2 separate regions of the Mus musculus genome follow, and region 1 is linked to region 2. Evidence: chromatin loops called from intact Hi-C (ENCODE). Cell type or tissue: heart. All regions are shown on one strand. Each heading gives the region's core, and the rest is flanking DNA. Links, peaks and the distances in the headings are about the cores only.

Region 1 (10,652 bases), core at 1,781-9,780, 99 kb before region 2:
AATTAAGACGGCGTGACAAGAACAAAACAGATCAAAACAAAACAAAAATGCACTGAGAAATTTTTGTCCCAAGATTGATTGATAATGCCAATATATGGAAAGTTGAGGCAGGAGGGATACCAGGAGTTTGAGGTTACCCTGGACTACAAAGTAAGTTCTAGGCCAGCCTGGACTAGAGTGAGATCTTATTTCACAAAACAATAACAAAGACTGATTTATGAAAACGTATGTGCACACAAGTCCCTGCATGCAAGTTTATTCGTAATTGCAAAGCTTGGAACCATAACAAGATGCCATTTGATAAGTAAGCATTTTTATAAACTCTGACTGACCTCCAGTGTGGAATATTAATACAGCACCTTTTGAAAAGGAGTGAACTACCAAGCCTTTCTAAAGGAAATAGAAATGTACAGTGCTAATATAAGAAGCCAGCTAGAAAGGGTCACACATTGCACTGCTCTGATTATCTGACATTCTATAGAAGGTAAACTTTAGAGATACTAAAAAGATCAGTAGTCTCCAGGTTGAGGAAAGAAGGGATAAGCCCAGCATAGAGGAAGTTTACAATGGTGGGACTGTTCTGTAATGTATTCAAGAGTGTTCAAGACTTTATTATACCGTTGTGGAAGCCCTCAGAACCTATGGTGCCAAGAGCAAGCCCCTTTGGGAGCTGTGGACTCTGTTAAGATATGCCAGTGTAGTCTGTCAGCTGTAATAGATGTATCATCCTGGATTAGGTGGTGGGAGCATCATATGTACCGGGAATACCTATCCTTTCTGCCCAGTTTTACTGTAAACACAAAACTTCTAAAACTTTTAAAAGTTTCCTATCAGTCAGAAAGTCAGTTAAACAAAAATTATCAAACATACACTAATATTTGATAACTGCCGAGACTCTTTATTATAGATGTAAGGCCAGAGGAGTAGTGATTAAAACTTAGGGTTTGTGTGGGCTGGTTTCTATGTCAATTTGACATAAACTAGAGTCACCTGAGGGAAGGGAACACCAGCTAAGAAAATGGTCCCATAAGATCTGGTTGCAGGCAAGCAGGTAGGGTATTTTCTTAATTAGTGATTGATGGTGGAGGGCCCAGACCATTATGGGTGGTGCTTTTTGGGGCTGATGATTCTGGGTACTATAAGAAAGCAGGGTGAGCAAGCCATGAAGAGCAAGCCAATAAGCAGCACCCTTCCATGGTCCTTACATCCATTCCTACCTCCAGGTTCCTGCCCTGCTTGAGCTCCTGTCCTGACTTCCTTTGATGATGAACTGTGACATGAAAGTATAAGCCAAAGAAAGCCTTTCCTCCCCAACTTGCCTTTGGTCATGGTGTTTCATTGGAGCAACGGAACCCTAAGACAGGGTTTATCCTGGGGCCACCTATAACACAAGGAGCTATGGCTCCTTTGTTATTTTGCAGTTGGCCTGACACCAGGAGGGAATATCTGCACAGAGCAGATGGGCCACGCCTTCCCAGCACATAATTGAGAGCAGTGCTTGGCTGTGCTGCCTTGAGTAAATTGTACATGAGCGATGTGCTTAGGCTTGGCTTTCCCAATCAAAGGCACAGCAAGATAAAAATGAATGTCCAGAGATGACAGGAAAGGATTTATCCCAGGGTCTCTATGAAAGTGATCAACTTGACAACAGGATTGCTTGTCCTTTGGAGAGTATCTGTCTCTATGTATAGGTGTATTTATAAGGAAGTAAATGCGGGGCAAGCCCTCTACCACATCCCCAACCCGAGTTATTTGGTATTTTAAATTGTTCCAAAGACTACAGAGCTGTATGCTTTGCTTGTGAAGAGTAATTGAACAGGCCCTTCTGAAGATAGCGTTAGGTTCTTATCAGATTTGAATTTATTTGCAAAATGACTATTCCTCAGTCGCTACTGATGTTCAAAGACTAGTCAGGTCAGGAGTGGTGATGCACAACTTAAATCCCAGCACTTGAGTCAGAGGCAGGGGGATGTCTGTGAGTGGAGGGACAGATGGTTGACAGACATGCCCTAGGCCAGCTACGTAGTGACCCTGTCCAGTAAATATGTGAGTAAATAAATAAAATAATATTTTAACAGTCAGACACAAATGGGACCTTACAAACCTCCCTTCAGTAAAAATGTCTCTCTTGTTATTTGACGATCTATTTGCCTACTTGTTTTACCTCTGAGATCTCTCTGTGTGAGAGCACACCACTCTGTCTGTCACAGCTGGCACAAATATGCCATTCTGCTCTTTTTGAGCTTTTTGTAATCATGATGTGTTTATGTTCAGCTGTAATCCATTTGAGTTTTATGGCATCATATGGTATGACAAACGGTTCAAAGGCAAACCATCCAATTGAATGTCGATAGAACAGCAGTTCTACTATATTAAGAAGTGATTCATCTTTATGCTATTAATTTTTATCTGTCATATGTATATTAAATCATTACATTTCGAATTCATTTCTGGGTTCAATAGCACTGATTTTACAAAAAAATTTTTTTTTCTTGTTCTGCTTTCTTTTTTTCCCTGACAGCATCTTTCATAGCTCAGACTCCTCTCCAACTCAGTATGAAGCTAAGGATGACCTTGAACTCCTGACCCCTCCTGCCTCCACATCCTCAGTACTGGAATTACAGGCAGGCTTGAGCCTCCAAATCCAGCTGTGATTTTAGAAAATGTTTAAACACAAGTTGTTTTTAATTAGTCCAGTAATCGCTACTTTGTAAATCAGTTCAAGCTGGTGGAAAGAATCTCACACAGTTAACCTTCTAAAGAAGTGAAGTATTCCCCCATTCCTCTCTGCTTAACTTGTGCAGTTCAGTAGTCCCAGGAGAGAGTTAAAAGCACCGAACACCTAGGACTGGGTTGTTGCTAGACAGTAGAATGCCTGCCTAGTGTGCTTGTGAGATCCTCGTTCTGTTCCCAGCACCACAAAAACAAACAAATGAATAAACAAACACCAGGGAAATGTTTATCAGGCCAGACTTCTCTTTCCTTCCACAAATCATGGAATTAAAAAATTTGACAGATAGAGCCTAGAATCTGAATGGTTAGGAACTTCTCTGGGGGTCCTGAGAGATATCTCAGTGGTTAAGAGGCGTTCCTCTTTGTGCCAGTTGCTTTTGATGTCAACTTGACAAAAGCTAGAGTCATCAGGGAGGAAGGAGCCTCATCTGGGGAAACGCTTCCTTAAGACTGGGCTGTAGGCAAACCTGTAGGGCATTTTCTTATATGTGATCGATGCCGGAGAGCCCAGCCTATTGTGGGGGGTGCCACTTGGAGGCTGGTGGTCCTGGGTGTTATCTCTCCAGCCCCTAAAGTAAGAAAACAGGCTGAGCAAGCTGGTAAGCAGCAGTCCTCCATGGCCTCTGAACCAGCTCCTGCCTCCAGGTTCCTGCCCTGCTTGAGTTCCTGTCCTGACTCCCCTCAATGACCAACCGGTGTATGGAAGCATAAACCAAATAGGCCTCCCCCTCCAACTTGCTTTCGGCCATGGAGCTTCATCCCAGCAATAGAAACCCTAACCAAGACAGCATCCAAGGAGCGTGTGTTTTTTGCAACGGTGGCCATGCACTTCTTTCTCTGCTGTATTTATGTCTTATCTTGTTCTTGGCTGTGTTTTATATCTATCTATTTGCCTTTGGCCGCATTTTAGAAGTACTTGAGATAAGAATGAGGGCAGTCAGAATAGCTTTAATGGGATCAACTAAGAGGAAGATTGTATAGGGGCTGAGATGCTGCTGGGTTGGTGGAGGGCTGCCCCTAGCATGCATGAAGTCCGGGTCTTAATCCCTAGCACTGCATAGACTGGGCCCAGTGGTACAACCCTGCAATCTCAACGTTTAGGAGGAGGCAGCAGGTAGATCAGACTTTCAAGGGACATCCCTGGCTACATAATGAATTTGAGTATAGCTTGTGATCATGAGGACACCCCCCCACACACACAATACCAATTAGATAAGAAATTAGAATTAATAAGTGAGTTGTTTATTTTATTTGAAAACCAATTTTTGATGTATAATTTGCAGGAAAAAAGTTCTGGAGCTGATGAGGTGCTCAGAGATTAGGAGCTCTGCTGCTCTTTCAGAGGATCTAGGTTCAGTTCTCAGCACCTACATGGTGGCTCACAACTGTCTGTAACTCCGTTTCCAGGGCATCTGACCCCTGAATCTTCTGGTCTCTGAGGGCAGTAAGGCACACATGTGGTGTGCAGACATACATGCAAGCAAAACACTCATGCATGCTTTATCTTTAAAAAAATTTTTTTTAGATTTATTGATTTCACGTGTGAATGTTTTGCTTTCATATAGGTATGTGAACATACACATGCCTGGCATCTGCAGAGGCCAGCAGAGGGCACTGAATCCCCTGGAACTGGAGTTACAGACTCTTGTGATAGACACTGGGTATCTAACCCTGGCCTTCTGCAGGAGCAACATGTACAGTTAACCACGGAGGCATTTCTACAGCCTCTAGACACGTTTTGCTTTGTTTTTGTTTGTTTGTTTTGTTTGTTTGTTTTTATCAAGACAGGGTTTCTCTGTATAGCCCGGGCTGTCATGGATCTCACTCTGTAGACCAGGGTGGCCTTGAACTCAGAAATCTACCTGCCTCTGCTTCCCAAGTGCTGGGATTAAAGGCTCGCACCACTACTGCCCGGCCACATTTTTTTTTTTTTAAAGTAAAAGTAAGCAGACTGTTTTAAGATGCAAATCTATGGGCCTTAAGAAATTAGTGTACAAAACCAAGATCAGAAGAGCCCCTGCTCCTCCACAAGGAGTCCTGTGTTCACATAGTCAGTTGGCCGTGGCTTCAGACAACAGTTGTGTTTTTGGCTGCTGCCTCTTAGTGTTGACTACTCCAGGATTCCAGTCATACGCTGGGCTTCTTTCTCTTAGTACACTATTTTTGAGAGAATCTCATTTTACAGCCTGTTTTGATAGTTTTGTCGGTTGTTTTGATAATTTTTCAGTTGTTTTGCTAGGTGTCGTTCCACTGCATGAACATTCAACTTACAAAAATTAGTGTGTGCCTGTGCGCGCGCATGTGTGTATGTTTGTGTGTGCATGTGTGTATGTGCATATATTTGTGTATGTGTGCATATGTGTATATATATGAATGTGGTGTATGTGTGGGTATATACATATATATGTGTGTGTGTATGTCATGGGAAATTCATACAAAAGCATGAAGACCACAAAAACTTGTAGGTTTTCCTTCTCGCTCATGTTGGTTCCAGGGATTGAATTCAGGTTGTCACGCTCTGCAGCAAGCGCCTTACCCCAACTAGTTTTTTGAGAAGGAATCTAACACTAGTCCAGGCTGGTTTCCAACTCATGATTCTCCCATCGTAGCTCAGCCACCCAGATGCTAGCCTTACAGAGTGCACAGCCATGCCCACCCTCTTCGGACATACCTACAGGTTATTTGGTTATTTTCAGCTCTGCCTGTTGTAACTAAGACTCTCTGGGCCTTTGTTCATGAGTACATGGAAGGACTTGCATGGTCATTTCTACCGAGTGAGCACTCATGTCTCAAAGTGCACTTGGAGTATTTTAATTTATGGAAGTGGCTGGGTGGTGACACTCGGAGGCCAATGCTATTGAAAGATAATTTTATGACTTAATTTTCCAAGAGGCGAACACCACACTACACACTGTCATTGGGGAGGAGCAAGGGAGCACTGAGGCTGGGTCAGGAGTCAGAAGCAGGAGTAGGGGAAATCACAAGGCTATATTATTAGGGCTTTTGTGGTCCATACAATGCAAAGTGGAACAAGCTAACGACTCAGGACTGACTCATGGACTAACATTTGGGAAGTGGCGTTGGGAAGCTCAGTAGTTCAAGGTCAACCTCAGCTACACAGCAAGTTTGAAGGCAGCCTAGGTCCATATGAGAGCCTGTCTTGAAAAATCCACAAACAAAACAAAACAAATACAAACAACATTAACAATAAAACCCCCTTTCCCTTCCAGAAAGCCTGTGGTGTAGTGTTAGTGTCTTAATACACCTAAGAGAAAAACAAAGGCTTTGTTTGAGGCAGAATTTCCTCACCCTCATGACTGAGCAGGGGAGCTACTGGACATCGTGATTTGAGAAACATAAACCAGTCTGGTCAGAGCATTATTATCTGGCAGTGTTGACATCAACTCCCCGTGTTGTAGTCGTGGTGAGTGCAGAGAAATAACAGCCACCTGGGCACTTAATAAATACAGAACATCTTTCCGAAATGTAAGAAAGGGACCCCAGGAGGCTGCGAACACAGTAAAGTCTGCATCTAGATATTTCAAGGCTTTGGGGCTCGACACTTGGTAAGGAACGTCCACTGTCCACCTAGGAGTGTCATTCCTGCCTCTCCACTCTGAGCGCTGCGGGAAGAGCATGGCGGGAACAGACTGGACGCTTACTAGAGATGTAGCATCTCACCCACTTTCGCTTCACTGAGACCAACTCTGCCTTTTCACGAGGTCCTCAGCATTTGAGGTGCTGCTAAAAACTTGCAGAATTCACGACCAGCAACTCTCAGAATGTCCACCAGATGGCAGGTTTGCAGCAGTCAAGCCGTAGCTGAAGCCGCCAGCCACCCATGGCACCTTATAATAGTCTGGGGATTGGTGTAAGAAGGTGTGAACTTGCCCTTGAACTTCTGGGAAACGCATGGGGGAGAGAGTGAAGAGGAAACCCTAATCAAAGAGTGGCAGGTGGCCCTCGCCAATTCTTCTCACCTGGTTGTTCTCCATAGTCTTCCCATGCATCATGTAGTGGGAGGAGTGGACACACATTCTTACAAAGAAACTGAAGAGAGGAGACTCAGCCAAGTGTCCAGCAGTAACAAAAGCCTTTAGCCAGACCTGGAGGGCAGGCGTCTGGCTGCAGGCCTGGCTGAAAGTGTCCGCACAGGGGCAGGCAGCCTGCCTGCCTTTCAGCTCCCAACCCACTCCATTTGGAACGGGTCCTACTCAGGGCCTGACTGAGCCTCTAAGGGAAGTGAGCATCAGCCTTAACCAGGAACACACAGGGCTGGCTCTGGTTGCTAAGGAATACTGTGAGCTCCCTGATAGCCTCTGAGCCTGTGGCCAGCATGGGCTGAGGCTCCCTGACTGCAACTTCCCCTCAGTTGGCTTTGTTTTCCTCTTTCAGCTCTAAAAACAGTCACTTGAACAAGTTCTGTGTGTGTCTGTTTCTGTGTCTCTTCTCTCACTCTCTCTCTTTCTGGTGTCCTGATTAAGAGCACATTTGGGTTTTATAGAGCTCTATAGAGGATGTTGGAGTCTGAACAATATATGCTCAGACTTCAAGAACTTAAGAACGTTTTGGGGGAAGGAAGCAACAGTTACATTTCTCATCCCATTGTTAGCCATTAGCAGGGATGCTAATTAGAATCATCAACGTGCAAACCTTACTACAGTTCCTTAGACTAGAAAGAGAAGGACCACACAGTGCAGCGAGGCTGAGGAGATTGCCAAGGAACACAAAATCAGCACTTCCTGCTTTATTCACTATGGTGATGTGTTAAAGAAAAGGTGGTGTGAATATGTATACACACCCTGCAGAACATTGAAGCCCTGTCATTTGGGACAAAGTGGTTGAACTCAGAGGGCAGACGAGCTGTAAGTCTCGGGCCTGCAGGGAAGTTAGCTGTGTGCTCAGGTGCCGTACGATGGAGAGGAAAGCCATCTTGCTGGTCCCTGAGCACACACGGCCGTGCGCAAATCTCCAGACCTAAGTCTTGGATACCCAAAAAAGGTACGCCTGTGATGCCCAGCAGCTGCATCCCAGGAGCCTGCTGTGCCCAAGTGTCTGGCTCTCTGCCGGCTCTCCAGGGGCTGTGCAGGATGGTGAGTGTTGGTGGCCCAAAACAAACACACCAGACCGGGAGTCTTGTCAAAGCAGGAACTAGTTTTATTGTATCAGTCTTTTGTTTATACAGGGTTGAGGAAGGAGGTGGGGATTTTTGGTGAGGTAAGATGATGTAAGGGGTAGGGAAGGGTGACAGTGTGGGATGACTGACAGGGCCAATAAAGTTATTCTACACCATTGGTAGCTTGGCAAAGGCAGGCTTAAGCAGGTCTTGCTGAGTCACTCCAGTATGGAAGTGAGCAAGGTAGGTCTCTAAACTCGAGCAGAGGCTCAGGTTTCCTCACTAGGCCTCAGAATCTGGCCGAATAAGGCCCAACACCTGAGATGGTAGCAGAGTTTCCATTCTTGTAGAATGCTGACAGTTCCCCTTGGGAGGCAGAGGCAGGGATCTCTGAGTACAAGGCCAGTGTGGTGGTTTGTATATGCTTGGCCCAGGGAGTGGCACTATTAAGAGGTGCGCATGTTGGAGTAGGTGTGTCACTGTGGATGGGGCTTTAAGACCCTCATCCTAGCTGCCTGGAAGTCAGTCTTCCACTAGAAGATTTCAGATGAAGATGTAGAACTCTCAGCTCCTTCTGCACCATGCTTACCTGGATACTGCCATGTTCCTGCCTTGATGATAACGGACTGAACCTCTGACTCTGTAAGCCAGCACCAATTAAATGTTGTCTTTATAAGACTTGCCTTGGTCATGGTGTCTGTTCACAGCAGTAAAACCCTAATTAAGACAGACAGCCTGGTCCACAGAGCAAGTCTTGAAAGAGAGAGAGAGAGAGAGAGACAGAGAGAGAGAGAGAGAGAACTCACAGTGGAGTGATATTTCTTCTGAGTAGTTCTCCAAGGGAAACAAAACAAACAAACAAACAAACAAACAAACAAACAAACAGGAGTAAAAAAAGTCAAAGCACCAGAGGGTTTAAAGGCATATTTAGGCTCCCACCAGTATCCAAAAGAAAAGGTCAGAAGAGAAGAAAAGAGGAATATTCTTGCTTGAGTCAGGACTCAGAGCAGGCAGACCCAGCCAGTCGTGCTCCTAGGGTCTGCACTAGGAGGTGGTGTGAACTTAGGAGAAGAAAGTCCACTACAGAGGTGAGCCTGCCTTCCTAGAACACACCCCTGGCTGGATTTACTCTTAAGGGAGGAGGCGAATGCATGTCTCCACCCAGAGGTGAACTCCATTCTTTACTATAACACACTTAACAAATACAATTTCCACAACTCAGTTAAGCCAGGAAAAAGGAGCTATTTTCAAGACTTTGTCTTAACACAGCAAGTCAGATTCTCTGGAGCTTGCAAAAGAGGTGGGAATGAGACAGAGCAAAAAACTGCAGATTCACCAGCAAAGAGCCCCAGACTTCCCACTTCCCTCAACCTCTCTTCTGAATTATGACCACTTTCCTCGCCTTGGTAGAGGCTCTGGCCCACCTCTCTGTGGTGGGCTGGTTAGGACTCTGCTAGTTCAAAAAACACTAAAAGCAGGGTCCTCATCTTACAGATTACCCCGTGCATGCTGGGCACAGTGGTACATGCCTTGGGAGGCAGAAACAGATGGATCTCTGTAAGTCCAAGGCCAGCCTGGTCTACACAGAGAGTTCTAAGACAGCCAGGGCTATTTAGGGGAACCCTGACTCAAAAAAATTTTTTCCCTGAGCTTTAATGTGGCTCACTCCTGGAATCCTAACACTTGGGAAACTGAGGCAGGAGGACGGTGCCTGCTTGGACTATGCAGTGAGATCCAGGTCAGGAAGGAAGCTCTGGTAGATTCCCTGTCCAAAGACAACGACAATTTCCATACAGCTTAGCTTTCTCTTTCCTGTCTCCCCCTGGAAAGTCCACACAAAACCCTCATCTATTTTAGTGTCTCATGAACTGACCAGAACCTCTGCTACGGTCTGGATTGGGCACAGCAGACTCCTGGGGTCTGGCATACATTTCGAGTGTCCACGGCATAGGCCTGGGGGTTTGCTGACAGGCATGAATGCTCAGGGACAGCAAACGGTCTCAGTGGGTGAAGGTGCTTGCCACGAAAGCCTAACCCTGGAGCCCTGAGTTGGATCTGCAGAACCCACTTTAAAATGCAAGGAGAGAACCAATTCCACGAAGATGTTCTCAGACCACTTCAGGTTTGTCATGGCATGTGCGTGCACACCCAATAATAACAATAACTTGTAAAAATGAAGAAGAAGTTTGTGCTTAGATATAATTGCTGCCTCCTGGATATGACATAGACTACATGTGATAAACCCATGGGGTGAGGAATTGTGCAGGCATCAGGTCATGGATGCCTTAGGGACTGTTGGAAGTTGGCTTTTGCATAGTCCCATTTCCCCAGCCCTGGATCCACACCAAGTGTCTCTATTTCTATAATGAAATACTTGAGGCTGAGAGCTTTATAAAGAGGTTCGCTGAGCTCATGGTTTTAGGTCCCCTCTCCTCCTTTTCTCCTCTTTTCTTTTTTCTATTTTGAGAGACAGGATCTCACACTGTAGCCCAGGATAGCCAAACACTGACTACGTAGTCCAGGTTAGCCTCACATTTATGGCCATCCTTTAGCCTCTGTCTTTCCAGTGCTTGGCTCACAGGCACAAGCCGTCCTATCTGCCTTTCCTTGCTCCTTTATGGGTGTAGTTCCTTTTGGTTCTTGGAGACAAGGTCACTAACTTGCTACGTATCGGGCAGTGGCCTTCAATTGCTGATCCTCCTGCTTCTTCCTCCTGAGTCCTGGGCTTGTAGGTGTGTTCCGCCACACCCTGCTTTTCAAATAGAGTTTTTAGGCTACCATACGAATGATGGCTTTCATCATG
Region 2 (10,652 bases), core at 1,124-9,123:
GTTCCAGGTGGTTGTGAGCCACCCAAGGAAGGAGCTAGGAGCTGAACTCCTATCTCTGCAATAACAGCAAGCTCTCTTAACCACTGAGCCACCCCTCCAGCCCAATAATCCTTAGATTTAAGCTGCCAGCTAGACTTCATGTGTGTGGAGTTCCTCCTGTTTGTAGTCAAAATGAAAAGACTGCAAACATGCTAGTTCTAGCAACCGGCTCTGCTTAGGGGCCTTTCTTCTCTGAAAGGTCAAAGAGATCCCAGATTAAATGAGTGTTGTATGCCTTTGCTTTAGCAGGATCCCCGGGGGAAGGCATCTTTCTTGGTTTGTCTTGTGCTGGTGACCCTTTCCTGCATGTGGCAGGAACAGTGTCCTCCTATGCATGTGACATTTGTTCACTCCCTCGCTGTCAGACAACTGAAGGTAATTAATGAGCAGAGCTGCCTGTGTGCTCAGGTCTGCTGAGCTCTAGGCTACTGGCGCCACTTATCCATTATCAACTAACTACTGCATCTGTAAGACCCGGACATCAGCCCGTGCCGACATCTCCATCAATGTGATCAGCATTGGGGAGAGCTGGGAGTTCCAGTCCTGTTCATCTTTATCTCCTACATCTTCATACTCTCCACCATCCTGGGGATCCCCTCTGCCGAGGGGAGGAAGAAGGCCTTCTCCACCTGCTCTGCCCACCTCACCATGGTGATCATTTTTTATGGGACCATCCTGTTTATGTACGGGAAGCCCAAGTCCAAGGACCCACTGGGGGCAGACAAGCAGGACCTTGCAGACAAACTCATCTCCCTCTTCTATGGGGTGGTGACCCCCATGCTGAACCTCAGGACAACAGTGAGGGCCTTTATATTTAGGAAATATTTCTCCCAGTGATGGTGGCAAGGTATGCTATGACTGTCACCCACAGAACAGAAAAGATCACACCATCTGCCATTCAAACGCCAAGACAGGCCAGTCAGAATTATTTCTCACCCTTAAGTCAATGTTTAACTTTTCAAAGGTAATCTTCTGAGTCTTAGATGTTTAACAACTTAATCGGGTGTCAGACTTAAAAAAAATACCCTAATTTAATTCACTAAAGATATTCTAAATCTACACTAAAGCCATTTAGACAGCAGCCATTAGAGAGATCTGTGTGGCCCCCATTGTTCTTAAGCTATAAACCTATTAGGGGGAGTGAGATGGCTCTCCTAGCCACAGGCTCATCCCTACTCACACAAGGAACGAGAAGAACCAGAGGACACAGAAATTCCCCTAGGACTCTCACCTGCCAGGTCTTATTTTCCTGAAGATCTAAGAAGAGACAGAGAGAACTCTCTACCCAGAGGTCTTCTGGGTAAAGATAGTCTAACAACTTAATGTCATTTTAACACGGCCAAACTAAGCTACTCTTTGACAATTTATGGCAGCTTATGGAACATACTAATAAATTAAGGTTAAGCCAAGTGTGGTAGTGCACACCTGTAATCCCTGTACTCTGGAGGCTGAGGCAGGAGGATTGCAATCTGGAGCCAGCCTGGGCTCATAGTGGGACTCTATCTTTTTTTTATATATATTTTATTTCTTTACATCTCAAATAAATATCTAATTATGATAATCCAGTAGAAAACTGCACAAATGATTATATTATTTTTAAAAATATGTTATTTTTTTTCTTTTTTATTACGTATTTTCTTCAATTACATTTCCACTGCTATCCCAAAAGTCCCCCCCACACACACACACACTCCCCTACCCACCCATTCCCATTTTTTGGCCCTGGCATTCCCCTGTACTGGGGCATATAACGTTTGCCTGACCAATGGGCCTCTCTTTCCAGTGATGGCCGACTAGGTCATCTTTTGATACATATGCAGCTAGAGTCAAGAGCTCTGGGGTACTGGTTCGTTCATAATGTTGTTCCTCCGATAGGGTTGCAGATCTCTTTAGCTCCTTGGATACTTTCTCTAGCTCCTCCATTAGGGGCCCTGTGATCTATCCAATAGTTGACTGTGAGCATCCATCCACTTCTGTGTTTGCTAGGCCCCGGCCTAGTCTCACAAGGGACAGCTATATCACCGTCCTTGCAACAAAGGCTTGCTAGTGTATGCAATGGTGTCATCGCTTGGAGGCTAATTATGGGATGGATCCCTGGATATGGCAGTCTCTAGATGGACCATCCTTTTGTCTCAGCTCCAAACTTTGTCTCTGTAACTCCTTCCATGGGTGATTGTTTCCAATTCTAAGAATGAGCAAAGTGTCCACACTTTGGTCTTCGTTCTTCTTCAGTTTCATATGTTTTACATATTGTACCTTATATCTCGCTATACTAAGTTTCTGGGTTAATATCCACTTATCAGTGAGTACATTTCATTTGAGTTCTTTTGTGATTGGGTTACCTCACTCAGGATGATGCCCTCCAGGTCCAACCATTTGCCTAGGAATTTCGTGAATTCATTCTTTTTAATAGCTGAGTAGTACTCCATTGTGTAAATGTATACATTTTTTGTATCCATTCCTCTGTTGAGGGACATCTGGGTTCTTTCCAGCTTCTGGCTATTATAAATAAGGCTGCTATGAACATAGTGGAGCATGTGTCCTTCTTACCGGTTGGGACATCTTCTGGATATATGCCCAGGAGAGGTATTGCGGACTCTATCTTAAAACAACAAGAGGCCGAGGTGGGCAGATCAGAGGGAAAACCAACCACCATACAAACATGAAGACTTCAATTTGGATTCCCTGGACCCCAGGACGTCAGGTGGCTGTGGTGGTCTAGGAGACAGAGGGTCCCTAGTAAATCGGTGTGCTCTAGGTTTGAGTGAGAGATCCTGACTCAAGAGGAAGATGGTGAGGAAGATGCAGGGGGAGGGGGCAGTTGAAGAAGACTCCCAGTGTCAACTTCTGGACTCACACACATGGATGCACAGATGTACACACATGCACATGCATGTACACCACACACACATATACATGCAAGAAAATAAAAAGAGAATATAGAATTTGGATTTGACATTGTCTGTATTCCAATAAATACATATATTCTGAAAAAAGATTGGTGAATGAGCAAGAGGAAGGGGGCAGAGAGAGAAAAAGGAAAAGGGACGAGGGATGGAGAGAAGGATAGAGGGAGGACAGGAGAAGGAGGGAGGAGAGAAGAATGGGTTGTGACTGAGTATGTCTGAGTGCTTTTCAGTGACACTTCTACAAGTTCTTTTTCAGAAATTCTCAGCACCTTTTGATAAGAGTCCACTGTGAATGTCCAAGAAGGTAAAAGCCGGTAACCGCCGTGGGTACCGCGATTCAGCACTACCGACACTGAAAAGCAACTTCTCACTGAGGGGCATGAGCAGTTAGCTTGATCCCTCTCGGTTCATTTCTCCACATATACCATTACCCAGTGTCATAGTTGCTGTTCTGTTACCATGATGAAACACCACAACCAAGGCAACTTATAAAAGGAAGCGTTTAATTGGAGGTTTGCTTACAGTTTCAGAGAGTGAGTCCATGAGTGTCATGGCAGGGAGTGTGGCAGCAGGCAGACATGGTGCTGGAGTAGTAGCTGAGAGCTTAGGTCCTGATCCACAGGCAGCAGGAAGACACAGAGCAAGGGTGGGCAGGCTTTCTGAAACCTCAAAGCTCAAAACTCAGATATCGGTGACACACCTCCTCCAACAAGGACACACCTCCTAATCCTTCCCAAACAGTTCCACTAACTGGGGACCAAACCTATGGTCCTATGGAGGCCACAGTCGTTGGAATCACCCGCACCTAGGCTACTATAAGTAGCTACATAAGTCGATCAGCTACTATAAACAAGTGCTTGGCAGATAGCACAGCAGAACCAGGGATGCTACCAATGATGTAATTGTATTGCTGCTAAGTGCCTCATGATCTGCAAAAGGGAGTGAGAATAGTCCCTGCCTATAACAGTAGACACAAGATGGATAAGAGGGTCTGAGATGCTGATGGGGGATATGTTAAATTCTGAGAATATCAGAAGAAGACACACACAAAGAGAAAATTTAGAAAGTAAATCCAGTTGTAAGAATATATATTAAAATTTTTATTAAAATTATATTTAAATCCTCTGAAGTGTTGTAAGAATGAATTGCCTACAATAAGCATATGTACACACACACACACACACACAGAGTTTAGAGATAGGACTCATTGTAACCCAAAACTAGTTAAGGATACTTCAAAGCCCTGATCCTTCTGCTGACACCCCCAGAGTGTTATTATTATGGACATGTAACACCCGGGTCAGTTTTAGAATGTTCTCCCTCTCCCTCTCCCTCTCCCTCTCCCTCTCCCTCTCCCTCTCCCTCTCCCTCTCCCTCTCCCTCTCCCTCTCCCTCTCCCTCTCCCTCTCCCTCTCTCTCTTTCTCTCTCTCTCTCTCTCTTCCCCTTCCCTCCCTCCCTTCCTCCCTTCCTTCCACCTTAAGGTGGGTCTCACTATGTAGCCCTGGATATTCTAGAATGTAAACCAGTCTAGCTTTGAACTCACAGAGATTTGCCTGCCTCTGCCTCCAGAGTTCTGGGATTGCCTGGGCTAGGATACATGCTTTTAAAGTAGAACTTCATTTTCTTAACATTAGTTTATTAAGCTCTGAGTTGTAGAGTCAGCCTATTAAACAATGTACCACAGCGAATGCACAAGCCTGACATCTAGTGGCCATTCCAGCCAAATTCAGGCATTTACAGAGTCCTGGCGTGAAATTCAGCAGAGGTTCATGTATGTAACTAACTCATTAGAACTCTGTCCAACGGCCCTGACCTGCTCAGCCTGCATCGCTTCACACCTCCAGCGAAGGGCAACTCAGTGTTTCTAAATTATAGCTGCTTCATTCACGCCACCCAGCAAATCTTCCTGGAGTTGTAAAGATGTGCTCTCCGGTAGCTCCAGCTTCCAGTCCTCGGTCAGCTTTGTGCCTCTACACAGTAAACTCCGGATCTCTTTCCTTCTGCGTATGAAGGCAGTCCCGCTGATTGTAAGTCTCTCCCTCTAGAGCCCCAGCACCTCCATTCGTGCTAAAATCTCCTGGTATCTGCTTAATGCCAGATGATAAACAGGACACACCAAAACCAACAAAAATACCTCCAATCAGGGTCAGTGGGTTTGTTTGTGTTGTTTTCTCGAGGTGTTTCCTTGTTTTGTTTTGTTTTGTTTTTTTCCTAGAAGCCAGTCTCCAGAGAAATGTTTTATGAACAATTCCAAATTTAAAGTTTCTCTCCTTTGGTTGAAACATGCAGTGCAGGGGCTGGGGACAGAATTTGGGGGGGGGGAGGGTTGGGGAGGCTCTCTGCTCAGCTGAGCCTTCACGCTCACCCCAGGTCTCTGTTTTACTACCAACCTCTAGTTAGATACAAGTAACCACTGCAAAGGAAAAAAATGAGAAGTTTTGTAAAAATAGCTGAGACATAAAATAGAAACTTTGGGAGAACATAGTCTAGCGATAAGAACAGGTCGAGTTAGTCAATGAAGACATATGCCCTAAAACTCAAATTAACTGAGGAGAAATTGAAAGATTTTCCGAGTTCCCCATCTCAAGATGTTCTAACTTCAGATGTTTCTACAGATTAACATCAACGGGGGAGGGGGGCATTCAGGGAGCAAAAAGCTTTAAGATTGTCCAAATTAGTTCAGAACACACAAAAAGATGTCTTCCAAACTCCTTTAACCAAGTCAGCAGAGCACAGTTACCAAACATGATAACATGAGCTCTTACTCAGCGAGCTTCTCCCAACCCTCCATTTATTTTCAGTGTAAAGTGGAGCCATCAAGGACATCCGAGGCATAATTCTCTACACTCCTAGGCAAAGGGAAGGAAATCACCTCAGTAGACTCCCAACGTTACTTGAAAAGATTAAAATAAACTTTTGAATTTTAAATAGTTTTCATAAAATATTGATAATTTTAATAGAAATAACTGGATGTTTCTAATATGCTAGGTTAGGAATTATTAGCCAGTGCTTGCTCAGAAAGTAAATCAGATTCATTAGAACTTAACAATAATGTGGCCACATCTGCTGGTACAACCTGGGGGTCTTGAAATGATTCCATATTGACTGGGTTCATATTCTCTGAAGTTAAAGAATTAAAAGGCAGGAAAAATCTGAGTCAGAACAGGTGACTGTGGAGAAACCAAGCATGCACGCACGCACCCACACACGTGCATGCGCACAGACACACAAAAAGACAAAAAGACCCTCCGAGAAGCAGACAGCAGACCCCAAAAGTGGAAAAACCCAGTTTCTTCTCCAAGTCTGGAGCCTTAACATCTCTGCAGTTTTCCTCCCTATTCTAGCCTTGGTTAGTTTGAAAGCAGATAGGATGATTGACAGACCACAGAGATGCTGTGTGACTTGCCCTGGCCCAACTTTGAACTTGTTGAGCCAGCTTGGCAGCATGCTGCCGGGATTTTTGTCTCAAGTCTAGAGGCTGAGGAAGAAGTTGGCCATCTCTGAAATTCCCCATCTTTATTACCTAGCCACACCCCTCCTTATCCAGCTGCCTACCTCGGAGTCCTTCTAACTCCTAATCTCTCATTTGAGGGCTCGCCCAGGACAACCAACATATTACAGACTGAAATCCAAACTAAAGAATAATTTTAATATTGATAGCTTACATATTAATGTGTTTATGCTCAGTTAAAACTGGAAATTCGCCCCAAAAAGAAAATTTTTATTTTATTTTTAATTATGTGTCTACTTGTCTGTCTGAGTGTGGGTTTGTCCATGAGTACAGTGCCTGATGAGGCCAAGAGGGGGCATCAGATCCCTTGGAGCTGGAGCAGAGTGGTGTGAGCCTGAAGTGTGGGCTGGGAGCTGAACTTCTTGCCTTCGGAAGGTGATGTGTGCTCTTTGCTGCCAGGCTCTTCCTCCAGTCATTGCTCTGTGTTGTTTTTAAAGACAGTCTTATATAGCTCAGGCTAGCCTTAAACTTGCTATGTAGCCAAGGCTATCTTTGAAGTCATTGTCCTGCCTTTACTCACAAAGCACTAGAATTACAAGTGTGCACTCACTCCCACCTGTACCCCAAGCTTTCAAAAAGAGTTTTGTTTTGTTGGATTGGGGATTGTTTTGTTTTGTTTAGGCTTTTTTGTTTTGTTTTTGTTTTTATTTTAGTTTTTGTTTTTGTTTTTTTCGAGACGACAGGGTTTCTCTGTGTAGCCCTGGCTGTCCTAGAACTCACTCTGTAGACCAGGCTGGCCTCAAACTCAGAGATTCACCTGCCTCTGCCTGCCAAGTGTTGGGGTTAAAGGTGAAAGCTACCACAACCTCCCCCCGCCCCCCACCCCCTCCCCCCACCCCCAAAAAAAAAGGAATTTTTAAAAGCCGCAGGGAACTGACAAGATGGCTCAGCAGGTAGAGGCTGCCACCCACCAACCTCGGCAACCGAGTTCAGTCCCAGGTACTGCATGGTGGAAGGAGAGAACCAACTCTTGAAAGTTGTTCTCTTACTTGCATTTGTGGACGTTGCATGCACACGCATGCTCTCACACGCGCACGCGTCCACACACACACACACACACACACACACACACGCACACACTTAAAAATAAATCTTACAGAAAAAAAGACTGAGGTCAAGAAAATGAAGAAAAATCAATACGTGGAATCTGGGAGCCAGATGGGACTATCTTGCCACTGGGGGACAGGTTTGTGGCGCCCCCTAGTGTCAGAATTGTTGGAAGAGCTTTAGGCGCATGGCTCTCCTTATCTTCTAGATGGAGCTGGGAACTCTGTGTCCCCATAAAAGGAATGCCCAGGCTTGTTTCACCAGCCTTTGCTGCTATTAAAGGACCCAAACTGGGTAGTGGCTCACATCCCAGTTCCCACTGGGCAGAGTTCAGGACCTGTCCCTGTCCCAGGATGACAGCTGACCAAAGAAACCCCGCAGCAAAGACCCAGTGGTAAGACAGAACAGCAAACAGAACCCCAAGAAATAAGCCTCCTAAAGAACACCCAAGGAGACCGAAGTCCAGCACAAAAATGCCTTTGGGATAAAATAGTGGGTTGAACATCTGCACACAGTTAGCTAAACAGAGAAAGCCTGCTTCGACGCCTTCCCCGGGGAATACAAGGTCAGAAGGTTCTGCGGTTTCCTTCCCATGGAGGGTGGATAATAAAAAAGACCCAATGTGTTTAGAAAAGGAAATGCGGGGATTTGAACCAGCTCCGTCTCGCCCCACAGCTCTCAGCTCCAGTAGTATTTGCTCTGCTACAGCCTCTGTGACTAAGAACAAAACCAAACCGTCTCTCAAGAGATTTTAGAACAAAATGGGAGAGGTGGTGTGAGCAGGGACTGGTGAATTCCCCCATTCTTCCTCCCGTGGCAGTGGCAGCGGTGGCGGCGGTGGCAGCGGCAGCGGCAGCGAGCCTTTCACCACCAGCAAGACTTAGTTCTTCAACCAAACAAAACTATGTGTGCCCAGGCTGGCTGAAGCATGCCAAGTCCTGTCTCTTTAAAAGTTGCCAAGTGTTTGGAAACCCCCACCCTGCTTCCCAGAAACACTAAAACTCACAGGCCTCACACAGGCCAGGTCTGGTTGAAGGAAAACAGAGCGCTTGGAAGTGTGAGGGCCCTGGCAGAGGCTGTGTGAGCCAGAGGTTGGTCCGCAGCCTCCTGGCTTGACCACAGTTGAGCGCACTGGAGAACCTGGAGGAAGAGTTTGAGCTGCCTCTTGCTCAGCTCTCTCCAGTTACATACTTGCCTGCAGGTCAGCAAGCCCGTCAAGAGCCCCCATCACTCCAGCCTCGGCAGCTTCTCCCACTTTGCACACAACGACACCTCCACACCTCACTATCGTAACGATGTGTTAAGCCAAGGACAGATCCTACAAGAAGTAACAGTTCGACTTTTTATTCCAGACAAAGATATATTTATGAGCTGATTTTGGGGCACACCATAGTCTAGAAGGAGGCTGTCCTAAGGAACAAATGGGGTTGCTTGTCACAGAGGAATGAGTCTGGAACATATTGCCAAGCCTGACTGATAGACACACAGACTAGCTGTGTCTTCTGAAAACTTCCATGGGTTCTGCACATGCGTCCCTTTAAGAAACAAATAAACAAACAAACCAAAAATAACATGTTTGAGACGCTCATGTGTTTTGTATATATTTGTCCCTAAAAGCACTTCCTGTGGTATAATTTCATTAGTTGCATTCTTTTAGTGAAAGATCACCTTTACTGGCCTGAAATGTGGAAAAACTGTTGAAAAAAACCCTGTAAAGGAGTCTGCTTCTTAGGGGCCAGAGAACTGGCTCACTGGGAGAAGGTGACTGCCAATACCTCTGGTGGCATGAGTGTGGTCCCTGGGAACTCAGACGGTAGGTAGAAAGAGAGAACTAAACCCTGCAGGCTGTCCTCTGATTCCCACACAGACATCAGGACTCATGGACATCAAGACACATGGACATCTGGACACACACATGGCTGCCCAACCCTACAGTAAATATCTACACAGTAAATAGACAATTTTTTAAAGAAGGGTGCTCTTTTAAAAGAGTGGGTTCCTCAGACCCCTTCTTCAGAGCTTTCCACACTAAGTAATGGACGTGATGCATTGCTCTCTACGTACAAATGTGATCGACTTCCTAACGTTTCTTATGCATTGTGTTCGGGCCATTCGGAGGCTGTGCTTTCCTACTTGTGTCACTGAGATCTCATGGGTCAGAATAACATGTGTAACTTTTCCCATTAAAATAAATGTGTTTGATGCTGGTGATATAGCTCAATTGATAAGAGTGCTTGCCTAACATGCAGAAAACTGGGGGTTCAGTCTCTGAATGCTGTACAATAACAAACTACGATGGCAAGTGCCTATAGTCTCCGAACTAAGGAGGTTGAGGCAGGAGGATCAGGAGCTCAAGGCCACACTTAGCTACAGAGCAAGCTTTTATCCAGCTTGTAGCAACAGGAGGCCCTGTCTCAGGGGTGTGTGTCTCTGTGTGTGTGTGTGTCTGTGTGTGTGTGTGTATCTGTGTGTGTCTGTGTGTCTGTGTGTGTATGTGTGTGTGTATGTGTGTGTGAGTGTGTGTGTCTGTGTGTGTGTGTCTGTGTGTGTGTGTGTCTGTGTGTATGTGTGTGTCTGTGTGTGTATCTGTGTGTGTGTCTGTGTCTGTGTGTGTGTGTGTGTGTGAGTGTGTGTGTCTGTGTGTGTCTGTGTGTGTCTGTGTGTATGTGTGTGTCTGTGTGTATGTGTATGTGTGTGTCTGTGTGTGTGTCTGTGTGTGTGTCTGTGTGTGTGTCTGTGTGTGTGTGTGTGTATGTGTGTGTATGTGTGTGTGAGTGTGTGTGTGTGTGTGTCTGTGTGTGTGTGAAGGGCCTGGATTTTTAAAGCCAGTCATACATGGTAGTATATACCTGCCATCTCGGCACTTAACAGGCAAAGATCCGAATACCACAAGTCTGAGGGCCAGCCAGGGCTACACAGTGAGACACTTTCTAAAACAAAGAGGCGGAGAGGGCTGAAGAGATGGCTCAGTGGTTAAGAGCACTGGAGGCTCTTCCAGAGGACTGGAATTTGATTTCCAGCACACACATGGTGACTCACAACCATTGGATGCTCCAGTCCCAGGATATCTGGTGCTCTCTCTGGCCTCTCTGGGTACCAGGCAGGCATGTGGTACACAGGCACATAGACATACAGAACACCCATA

What was found. A loop is a pair of places that touch in the nucleus more often than their neighbours do. Peaks named below come from ENCODE experiments on the same cell type or tissue, not always from the same donor. Only the 100,000 strongest peaks of a DNase experiment are listed, where the experiment ranks them.
Region 1: it touches region 2 in a loop (7-fold over the local background); 30 of 42 quality-filtered maps call a loop at or near these places.

What each region holds. Positions count from the first base shown.
Region 1 is chr4:43,857,214-43,867,865 of GRCm38, reverse strand. No RefSeq gene overlaps it. Among named protein-coding and RNA genes, the nearest start is that of Olfr155, 8.2 kb to the right of the region's middle. In heart, for the core only: a CTCF peak has its summit at 6,523 (motif pointing right); no DNase peak of the experiment used is centred there; H3K27ac peaks cover 480 bases.
Region 2 is chr4:43,757,649-43,768,300 of GRCm38, reverse strand. It overlaps A630077J23Rik (RIKEN cDNA A630077J23 gene), which reads right to left. Exons shown (of 4, transcript NR_040667.1): 4 at 8,837-9,042. It also overlaps the pseudogene Olfr269-ps1. Among named protein-coding and RNA genes, the nearest start is that of Olfr159, 8.0 kb to the left of the region's middle. In heart, for the core only: CTCF peaks have their summits at 4,657 (motif pointing left), 6,722 (motif pointing right) and 7,660 (motif pointing left); DNase peaks (open chromatin) are centred at 7,750, 7,870 and 8,520.